Regions from separate parts of the Homo sapiens genome. Here region 1 is linked to region 2. Evidence: chromatin contacts called from ENCODE Hi-C data. All regions are on one chromosome and are shown on one strand. Each heading gives the region's core, a stretch centred on a gene start or an enhancer-like site at or near the end of the contact. The rest is flanking DNA. Distances are from core to core; before and after follow the strand shown. Region 1 has its middle 19 kb from the start of CCL1. Region 2 overlaps MYO1D (myosin ID).

Evidence for each region. A loop is a pair of places that touch in the nucleus more often than their neighbours do. Pooled maps may share reads with other maps.
Region 1: a pooled map shows a loop between it and region 2 (6-fold over the local background). The contact joins two enhancer-like sites. A Hi-C loop is called at or near these places in 2 of 37 single-sample maps with no recorded cell type and 2 of 50 pooled maps.

The regions. Positions count from the first base shown.
Region 1 is chr17:34,379,295-34,384,183 of GRCh38, forward strand. No RefSeq gene overlaps it. Among named protein-coding and RNA genes, the nearest start is that of CCL1, 19 kb to the left of the region's middle. Within about 2 kb of position 3,382, at least 2 of the 41 ENCODE cell types and tissues checked have a DNase peak (open chromatin) inside an H3K27ac peak, as active enhancers do.
Region 2 is chr17:32,500,499-32,505,531 of GRCh38, forward strand. The region is part of intron 21 of MYO1D (myosin ID); the gene reads right to left. Among named protein-coding and RNA genes, the nearest start is that of CDK5R1, 16 kb to the left of the region's middle. RefSeq lists enhancers at 3,075-3,845, 4,617-5,033. Within about 2 kb of position 3,118, at least 13 of the 41 ENCODE cell types and tissues checked have a DNase peak (open chromatin) inside an H3K27ac peak, as active enhancers do.

The DNA.
Region 1 (4,889 bases), core at 2,132-4,631, 1.9 Mb after region 2:
TTTTTTCCAAATTCAAACCAGTTAGAATTGTTTCACAGATGCTTTTAAAAAGTTATTGGCCATATGATGTTCATCAAAACCACAAATGCATTTGCTTAAAACCAAACTTCAAATAAGTTAGGAAGGGGCGAAAGTAATTCAATTACATTAGAAGATGCAAACCAGTAGTCTAAGCCTCAGCCCACCATATATTGTTGGAGCACATATTTTATTGAAAGCGTTTAATCTTCAAAATTCAAACATCAAATCTCATAAAATCTCCGGCCTTCCTTGATCAATTAGAAAAGTAGATGACACAATGTAACTCCTGCTTGCTGCCTATCACCTGGAGCAAATTAACACCCTGCCTGTCCCCTTTAGATGCCATGCGTTTTCTAGTCATAGTCAGCTCCTCCTGGGACTCTGAAGGTATTTCAGCTTTTCAGTTTTTGACCCCTGAATTATAGTAAATGGAAGCAAATTCTGATCATGATTTTTGTCAACATTAAAAACAAGCTTTTTGAAACTGTCACTCTCTCCGCAATGGTACTTTTAAGTATTTTTACAAAATGTACCCATTCTCCATAATTTGGTCCACTTACTCCGCCTGGCTATTAAGGCTGTAAAATGGACCCTTATGTAATTAATGAAACATGTAAATTCATTTTTCTCCAGGCCTTACTTAGTTAATTAGTTAGAAAAAGATAAGTTTCCAACTGCAGAGTAGTAGTAATATCTACAGTGGAGACACATGTCAGAAAACCACAAAATTCCTGTGAATGAAAGAATGACTGTACTTGCCTCATGTTCTGCAGGCAAGTTATGCATGTTGTCAGTTTAACTAAGATTATGCCAAAGAGAATTTCGTGAACATTCTCACTTTTCTTTGGCATACACCGAAAGGCAACAAATGTAAGTTTGTTTTTTTTTTCCCCAATGTTTACGCAATTTGGAACAAAGACCAATTATCAATGTAGGTGCCCTACCATACGTCTGGGAATACATAAAAAGCACAAATGTGGTCCAGGATACATCACTTTTTTTGGGCCCACCCAAGGGAGAGTTTGATGTTTCCTCTTACGTAAAGTTACTGTTGTCAATGGCACTGCACTAGATATTAACATTCAAGATAAATGAAAATATTTGTGAGGTGGTAACCTTTTCCTCACCTTCACACTTTGCCCCTTTTCCCTCTTGTCCCAAAATAAAATAAACAGCAAACACTTAAAACAGGGAGCTTTTAGCCTTGCTTGGCTATAAGGCACAAGGTAGAATATGGTTTGGCTATTGGAAGAAAGCTGAAACATGGACCTTTCACAGGTATTAAAATTCAAGGTAACCTTTTTAGCATTTTGCTTCTATTTTATTTAAAGCAACAAATTATAGATGTCTCATCTGACATTTTCAAGTAATTCCCCCTTTGTGAATAAAGGACCACTTCAAGTTTAGGGAGCAAAGTTCAGAGCTTAGCGACTTACCAGGGAGCAAGGGTAGAGCGCAGAGCCCATGTCTCCTTTTCCAGGCTGGTGGCGAAACTGCCTAAATCAGCACAGCAATGCGGCAGTGCTCACAGCATTCTCCAATGCCATCCAAAACCAAACTGGGAATGAATCATAACAGACATGACTTTCTTTCAGCTTAGAGAGTGCTCTTCAATTTGTATTTACCTTTACCCCTCAGAACCTCACCTTGGACACAGATATCAGGATGTAAGGCAGTGAACCCACTGACAATTCCAAAGGGACCTAGTCCCCTATTAAGATTTCTCGAGGAGTCCTTACTTTCTCCACTCTTTGAGATTGTTGCTTAATTTCAAATTTCTGAAATATACCATATGTGAAAATTGTAAATGTTAAATCACTGCATCTATTGTACTACAGTTGAACAGAGAAAATTAACAACTGATAAACTGTAAATACAAAAGAATGTCAAAATTTATTACTCTGAGTTTTAATATCATCTAGATAAAAACAAACAAAATAATGTAGCAAGCCTACTCCTCAGTCAAGTTGTCGTTTTATGAAAGAAAAATCAATTTTAATACACATGTATCAATCTCTTATTTTATAGTCAAAACTCCTCTGTCTTAAGACACAAGGTTAAATTGTCACCCTTAGCAAACTAACACAGGAACAGAAAACCAAACACCGCATGTTCTCACTCATAAGTGGGAGTTGAACAATGAGAACACATGGACACGGGGAGGGGAACATCACACACAGGGGTCGGGGGAAAGGGGAGGAAGAGAGCATTAGGACAAATATCTAATGCATGCGGGGATTAAAACCTAGATGATGGATTGATAGGGGCAGCAAACCACCATGGCACATGTATACCTATGTAACAAACCTGCACATTCTGCACAAGTATCTCAGAACTTAAAGTATAAATAAATAAATAAATAAATAAATAAACACATATATATATTTAAAAGTTTTAAAACTAAAAAAAACCCCTATTCTCCAATATTTAAAAAATATTTCTATTAATATTTTCTATTAAAAATTTTAAAGACTTTTTAAACATTTAACCATGTGGAGTTGATTTTTATATATCATGTAATGTAAGGATCCAATTTAATTTATTTGATAGGGATTACCATTTTTCCAGGCCTAATTTTTGAATGGTCTCTCCTTTCCCCATTAATCTGACACACAAACCATATCATATAACATAGCTTTATACATACGTGCTTTTGTTCCTGGACTTTTGTATATCATTTTATTGGTCAGCTTGTGTATCGCTGCATTGACGTACAACTCATAACAAGTTGTGGTATCTGGTAACGTAAATCCCCTCTGGGATTTTTTTTGTTTTAACTGGAAGTGTCTGTCTATTTTTACCCTTTTGTTCTTTTTTTTTGAGACGGAGTTTTGCTCTTATTCCCCAAGCTGGAGTGCAGTGGTGCGATCTTGGCTCACTGCAACCTCTGCCTTCCGGTTTCAAGCGATTCTCCTGCCTCGGCCTCCCAAGTAGCCAGGGTTACAGGCGCCTGCAACCATGCCTAATTTTTGTATTTTTAGTAGAGGTTTCACCATGTTGGCCAGGCTGGTCTCGAACTCATGACCTCGTGATCTGCCCGCCTCTACCTCCCAAAGTACTGGGATTACAGGCATGAGCCACCACACCTGGCCCCTTTTATTCTTCTTTAAAATTTTTTTAGCCATTTCATCAAGTTCCAGGAAACACTCTGTTGGGCACCAAGCTATGCTGTTACTATATACTGGCTTATTGAACCCCAACAGTTACCCAGTGAAGGTCAATATTATTCTCCCCATACTATAGATGAGGTGCACAGAATAGACTGGCTCCACAGCTTCAAAGTAGAAGCTCCAAGATTCAAACCCAGGCATGTCTGACTTGAGAGCCCCTGTCATGCCCACATCACACAGTTTGGGTTGGCATGTGCCCAGCTAGGAGATGCTGAGTCAATCCTGCCCTCTGGGACCCACAGAAAGGGGAGGTTGTCAAAGGTCTCATGGAACAGCTGGTGTTTCCTGTCATTGTTCTGCATGCCTCCCTGTCCCCAGTTCAGCCATGCAGCGCCGGGGGTGGGAGTGGGACGCCTGAGCCCACAGAACCTGGTAGGTCTGCAGAGTCACTAGCGGTGTATGTCTGTCACTTTGCTGAGGATTCCTAGCGACAGCAGAAACCATGCAGGCTGCGTTTGAGGCAGCTCATTTTCGCTAATTAAGGAAAACAACAGCAAACAGAAGCCTGACATCTGGAGGTGATTCATAGTCTAAGAAAAGGGCAGTTAGTTGGTCTCCACAGTAGAGGAGTCTCTCTCTCTTTCTCTTTCTCTCTCTCTCTCTCTATCTCTGTCTCTCTCTTTCCTCCTCACCCCCTGCACCTTAGGACTGGGGAGATGAGTACATGTGAGTACCTACAGTTCTTGAAAGAGAAGAATATCATCTTATTACTCCCCTTACATACAATGAAACAAAGATGGTTAAATAACTGGCCAAGTGATTCCATTTCTCTATCCCCTTGGTAGAGGATGTCATATTAAGGCAGCTCATTTGCAAAGTTGTCATGAGCAATGAGAGCTTGTAGTTAGAGCAGTGGCTCTCAGTACTGTGCCAGCAGCTTCCGCATTAGCTGGGAACTTGTTAGAAAGGCCAATTCTTGGGCCCTACTGAGCCTTAAAGTTTTGGGATGAGGCCCAGTAATCTCTTTAACAAGTCCTCCACCCCGAGTGATTCTGATGCTTCTCACATTTGAGAGCCACTGATAGAGGGGATCTTCCACAGCACCTGACAGAGCGAATTCTCAATCAATGGTAACTATTTGGGCCAGAGCTCAAAATGCTCATTCATGAAAAGCCAAAGTCTCAGCCTCTGGCTCTGCTGACTCCAGACAACTGTTTCCATCAAGTGTCGTCTTAATTCCTAGGAGTAAGACCTCTTTCTGGGAAGATTTGTCCCAAGGTCAGACATCGGTGTATTGGTAGAGATTACCTGGAGATATTCCACTTTAGGGCATGAAAGAATAACAACAGGGCTGAGGTTCAGGCATGTGAAACACTGTGGTTCCTGTGTAATCTTATTTAAGACCCTTGGAGGTTGAGTCTGGGACTCTCACCAAGTCAAATGTGCATGTGACATTATTATATATGCACACACCTATACATACAGCTTCTCATTCATACATAGGGGTTGTTAAGTCTCCATTATCCACAAGTAGGTTAGATCTCTACTGAAGTTAACAGGTTGGTTTAGGTTTGACTTAACTTTTATTTGACAGATAGCCTTTGGAATTGAAAATCATTGTGATAAAACATTAGAGTACATGCAAAAAGATTAATAGTCCTATCAATTTCAAAGAACTACTTGTTTCTCACTTTCCATTATTTATCTTTTTCTACATAAATCTTCATATCATCTCAATCATCATGAATGCCAAATTTT
Region 2 (5,033 bases), core at 1,868-4,367:
ACCTGGGCAGCCCTGGCCTGCCTGACTCCCAGCCTGTTTGTGTGGTGCTGCTGTGACGTTTGGGCAGAAGAGGGGGTTGAGTGACTACGTGTGTTGAGCTCACCACCGAACAACAAGGGCAAGAAGAACCAGCCTTCTGCTCTGAAGTTCGGCTGAGCACTGCCCAGCTGACGCCATCTACACACTGCCATCAGCAGATAACGAAGTCAGAAAATGTGGATTGAGGGGCCAGGCGCAGTGGCTCACGCCGGTAATCCCAGCACTTTGGGAGGCCGAGGTGGGTGGATCATGAGGTCAGGAGATCGAGACCATCCTGGCCAACATGGTGAAACCCCATCTCTACTAGAAATACACAAAAAAATTAGCCGGGCATGGTGGTGGGCACCTGTAGTCCCAGCTACTCGGGAGGCTGAGGCAGGAGAATGGCGTGAACCTGGGAGGCGGAGCTTGTAGTGAGTCAAGATCGTGCCACTGCACTCCAGCATGGGTGACAGAGTGAGACTCCATCTCAAAAAAAAAAAAAAAGAAAATGTGGATTGAGGTTGGCGGCTCCTCAGAAAGTTAAACATTGAACTGCCATATCACCCAGCGATTCCACTCCTGGGTATATACCCAAAAGAACTGAGAACAGACAAAAGCTTATACATGAATGTTCATGGCAGCACTGTTTACCAAAGGTAGCAACAGCCTTGTGATGTGATGATGGTGATGATGATGATGATATGATGAGGTGTCATCCACAGTTCCTAGCTCGTATCTCCCATAACCATTGTTAGTCTTTTGTTATAACGTTGGGGTGCTTTAGGCCTCAGAAGCCTCAGAAGCAGCCCTCAGGAAACAAAATCTCTCTCGCTGACTTTCTCCTGCCCAAGTCAGTTCTCTAATCTGATTGTGAGCCCTAACACCCTCATTCCCGAGGGGGTCCTGCCCAACACCTTGGAGGAAGGAATGCTGCACAGAGAGGCCAGGAAAGATCTGAATGGACAGGCCTTGGTGGGTTTAGATCAGTCCCTTTTTGGCCAATCTCATTTCGACACAGTTGTCCATGCTTCAATCATGGACAGCCAATGGAGTCTCCATAAAAAACTCAAGAAGGATGGGTTTGGAGCTTCTGGAGAGCTGGACACATGGAGGCTGACGGGAAGGCGGAGAAGAATCCAGCACGTACCGGGAGGCATCCCAGTCCGCGAGGACAGACGAGCCTCTGCTTCTTGGGACCCTTCCACACCTTGCCCTGTCTGTCTCTTTATCTGCTGTTTATCTGCATCCTTTAGAATATCCTTCTTAATAAATTGGTAAATGTAAGGAAGTGTTTCCCTGAGTTCTGTGAGCAAATTAATTGAACCCAAAGAGGAGGTCCTGGGAACTCCAACTGGAAGCTGGTTGGTCAGAAGTTCCAGAGACCCTGACTTGCAACTGGTGTCTAGGGGTGGTGTGGGGGCTGGTCTGAGCCCTCAACCTGTGGGATCTGACACCATCTCCAGGTAGATGATGTCGGAATTGAATCGGAGGACACCCAGCTGGTGACCACTGGTAGGTGTGTGGCGAAAACCTCCATACCTTTGGTCACAGAAGTCTTCTTCTGTGTTGATGACTGTGGTGGTGGTGTGAGAGCAGAGGAAACAGTTTGATAGAGACTTTTCCTACATAAACCCAAATGTGCATCAGTGGATGAATGAATAAACAAAATGTGGTACATCCATTCAATGAAATATTATTGAGCAACAGAAAGGAATAAAGTATTAGCACATGTTACAACAAGATGAACCTTGAACCTTGAAACATGATGCTAAGTGAAAGGTGGCAGACAACAGGCTACATATTGTATAACTACATTTATATGAAATAGCCAGAAGAGGCAAAGCCACGGAGGCAGAAACCAGTTAGTGGCTGCCAAGGGCTGCGGGGAGTGGGGGCGTGGAGGGACTGCTTAGAGGGCATAGGGTCTCCTTTTGGGGTGATGAAAATATTCCGGAACTAGGTAGAGGTGATGGTCTTGTAACATTGTGAATGTACTAAATGTGACTAATAATATGTTTTATGTTATGTGTATTTTACCACAATAATTTTTTTTTAAAATGTGGATTGACCTAAATGAAAAATTAGAATTTGCCTTCAAACCATGTTTTCTCTCCTCATCTCAAGTTTAGCCAAAATAATTTTAAGACTAATAAGAGATTTCTTGTGCTGATCCTGGAGACAGAGCAGAGAAAGGCCTGGGCAGGAGACGGAGTAGACGCTTGGGGTCAGTGACTTCTTTCTTGTTTGAACTTCGCCACACTCTGGAAATCCAACTAGAGCCAGAATTCTTTCCTTATTTTTTAAAGAAAAGGAAACATCGTACAGATGGAGGCAGGGCGTCTCCCTCTGAGGGTGCGCCAAGCCAAAGGACAGCTGCCGAGGGAGGCTGGCTGCATTGGGGAGGGATATTTTTTTTCCCTCCCCATCCTCTGTTACAGGATTTAATGGCCAGCAAACTGTGGAATTCGGGGACTTTCATCTCGTTTCATCTGTTTCAAGCCATCATTGCAGGCAAATGGCCTTTATCAAATTACTTTCCTTCATTTTTCATTTAGACTCTTGTCTTCTGCTCTTAGAGAAACCCGTGAGTAAATGCAAGACTTGATCTATGGAATGAACAAACATGTTCCCTGTGCTACCTGTGCCTTCGCAGGCCCTGCACAAAGTGGGACAGGCCACTCCTGTCCAGAAGGTGAATCAGCCCAGAAAACATCCCCTCCCATCCAGGCCCCTGGTCAGCTGGGCAGTGCAGGGTTTTAGGTCAAAGCCAACCAGGAAAGCGGGTCCTGGGAGGTTGCAGGCAGCCCTGGCTCAGCTGGGATTAGGAGACTGTCATTCGCCGACCTGCCCTGCCCCTGCAGAAGCCAGGCAGGACTTGAAGAAATCAGTGAGTCACTTTTCCTCTCAATGGCATTCCCTGTGAGAGTGGGGGTGATCCAGGTTCTAACAAATGCACTTCAAGGGAAAATGCAGTGGAAGTGGGGTGCAGTGCAGTCACTTGGTGAGAACATTTTTCTGGGTGCAGCAAGGAGTGTCTGAGAATATTGTGAGGCTAATGCAATGTTCTCTCAAGTTTGGTAACAGGATGTGGTAGGAGGAACACAGCCTTGCACCAAGCAGAGACAGGTGCTTTTCAAAGTGATAGTAAATGCATTAAGTGCTTCATGAGAAACTCTAGAGTCACAGAGACAGGCCGTCCTCCATCTGGATGTCACTAGGACATAATGCATGCTCTCTGGCTCACACTGAGGACAACAGCTACTGACTGGAGCATCAGGAGCTCATGACTGCAGCTGTTTACTCTGTGTTTCAGTTCCTTCAAGAAGTAAATCCCCCTGCTGATGTCAAACCACACAGGGAATCTCTTTCAAAATCTTGCTTTAGGAAATGCCACTTCTGTTTATGTCAGGGTCGAATGGACACTTTTACCACAGTCACCTATAAGGTGAGGCTATGATTTCAGCAACCAGGCCAAGTCCAGGAGTGGTGGCGTGGTGCTTCCTGGCATACTGAGTCCTTTCTGGGTCTGCAGCTGGTGAGGAATGGGGCAAAACCATTTGTATTTGGAAAGTAAAACCTTTCTCTTGTCATGAACCAACTGGGTCATATCTGGGTGTTGTCGGCAGCCAGCATGCCCTGAGACCTCACCCAAGCCTGCTGTCTGCCTCTCCACAGCACTGAACTGACCTGGCTCCCAGGCCCGGGGGCGTGATCCACACTCACCCTGCTTGTGTCCCCAACAGGACTGCCACCACCCTCCCAGCCTGGGCTGCCCCTCCCCCATGGCACTCTCCTCATGCTGCCAACACCCATTCTTCCCTTCCCTGCCCACGTTCTCTTTGCAGTGACTCATGGAGCGCCCAGGGTGGAAGGGGCACTGTCCAGAGAAGGACAAATGCGGTGAGGATGACCCGGGCCCAAGCTCGTGGATGCTAGTGCTTTGTAGGAAGCACCTGCTGCATGGAGGAGGGTCACTGACCCTGGGTGGCTGGGGTGGGTGGGCTTCCCAGAGGAGGCGACACACAGACTGATACCGCAAGAATAAGTGGGACTCCTGCGGGAGCTGTTTTGGCTTTGCTTTCTCACTCCTTAAATACTGCTTCATCTTCGGCCCCTTTCATTTTATACATTATTTCACAGTGGCATCACTCATGCCTGTGGTTTCAATGACAATGATCCAGTCCGTGTCCCCTCTCTTAGCATGAGGTCCATGCATGTCTTTTCAGCCACTTCCTAGACAAATCCCCGGAATGCTCTGCAGACAGCTGAGTCTTCACATGGCCAATGCTGAGATCATCCTCTTGGCCCCCTCCCTCAAAGTGCTTCCCTCCTCCCATCAAGCCTATGCAGTGAGAGGTGTCGTCTGCACGGTCACTGAGGCCAGAGAGCTGGCAGGCAGCCCCGCTCCCGCTCCTTCTCCACTGCCGACAGTCTCTGAGTTCTACTGATTGCACTTTTTGTCTGTGTCCCCTGCCGAGGCCTCAGCCCAGACCCTTTTCTCTCCTTCCTGGTTACTGTCATAGCCCGGACTGGCTTCTCTGCCTTGGGTCTGCCCCAGCACAGGGGCAGACTGTGTGATGTCCTCCACACAGTCATCAGAGAGATCTTTTAAGGGCTCAAAAGACCCTGCGGCTCCCCTGCCAATAGCTCTGCCATCGTCCCCAGAGCTTTCGAGGACCCTCCACCATCGGCGCCAACCCCAGCTGAGCTGGGTGCTCGTCTGCAGGCCTCTGCTCCATCTCAGCCTGAGCATGAGGCTCTGCTGTGCTGCTTCCAGCAGCAGGGACAGGGCTGATGAGCCTGGCCCTTGCAAGCATCTTCCTGTGCCGAATACAATTCCACAGACAGAGGATTTAAAATCCAAGTGGAGGTGACAGGAAAGAAAGGAAAACCTCCAGGTATCAGAAGAAAGGAGGGGGTGTGAAGACAGTATGGGAGGAAGGTCAGGCTGGGGCTCAGCTCTGGGAAGTGCCAGCCTGAACAGGAGTCACGCCCGGGTCCACATGCAAGGG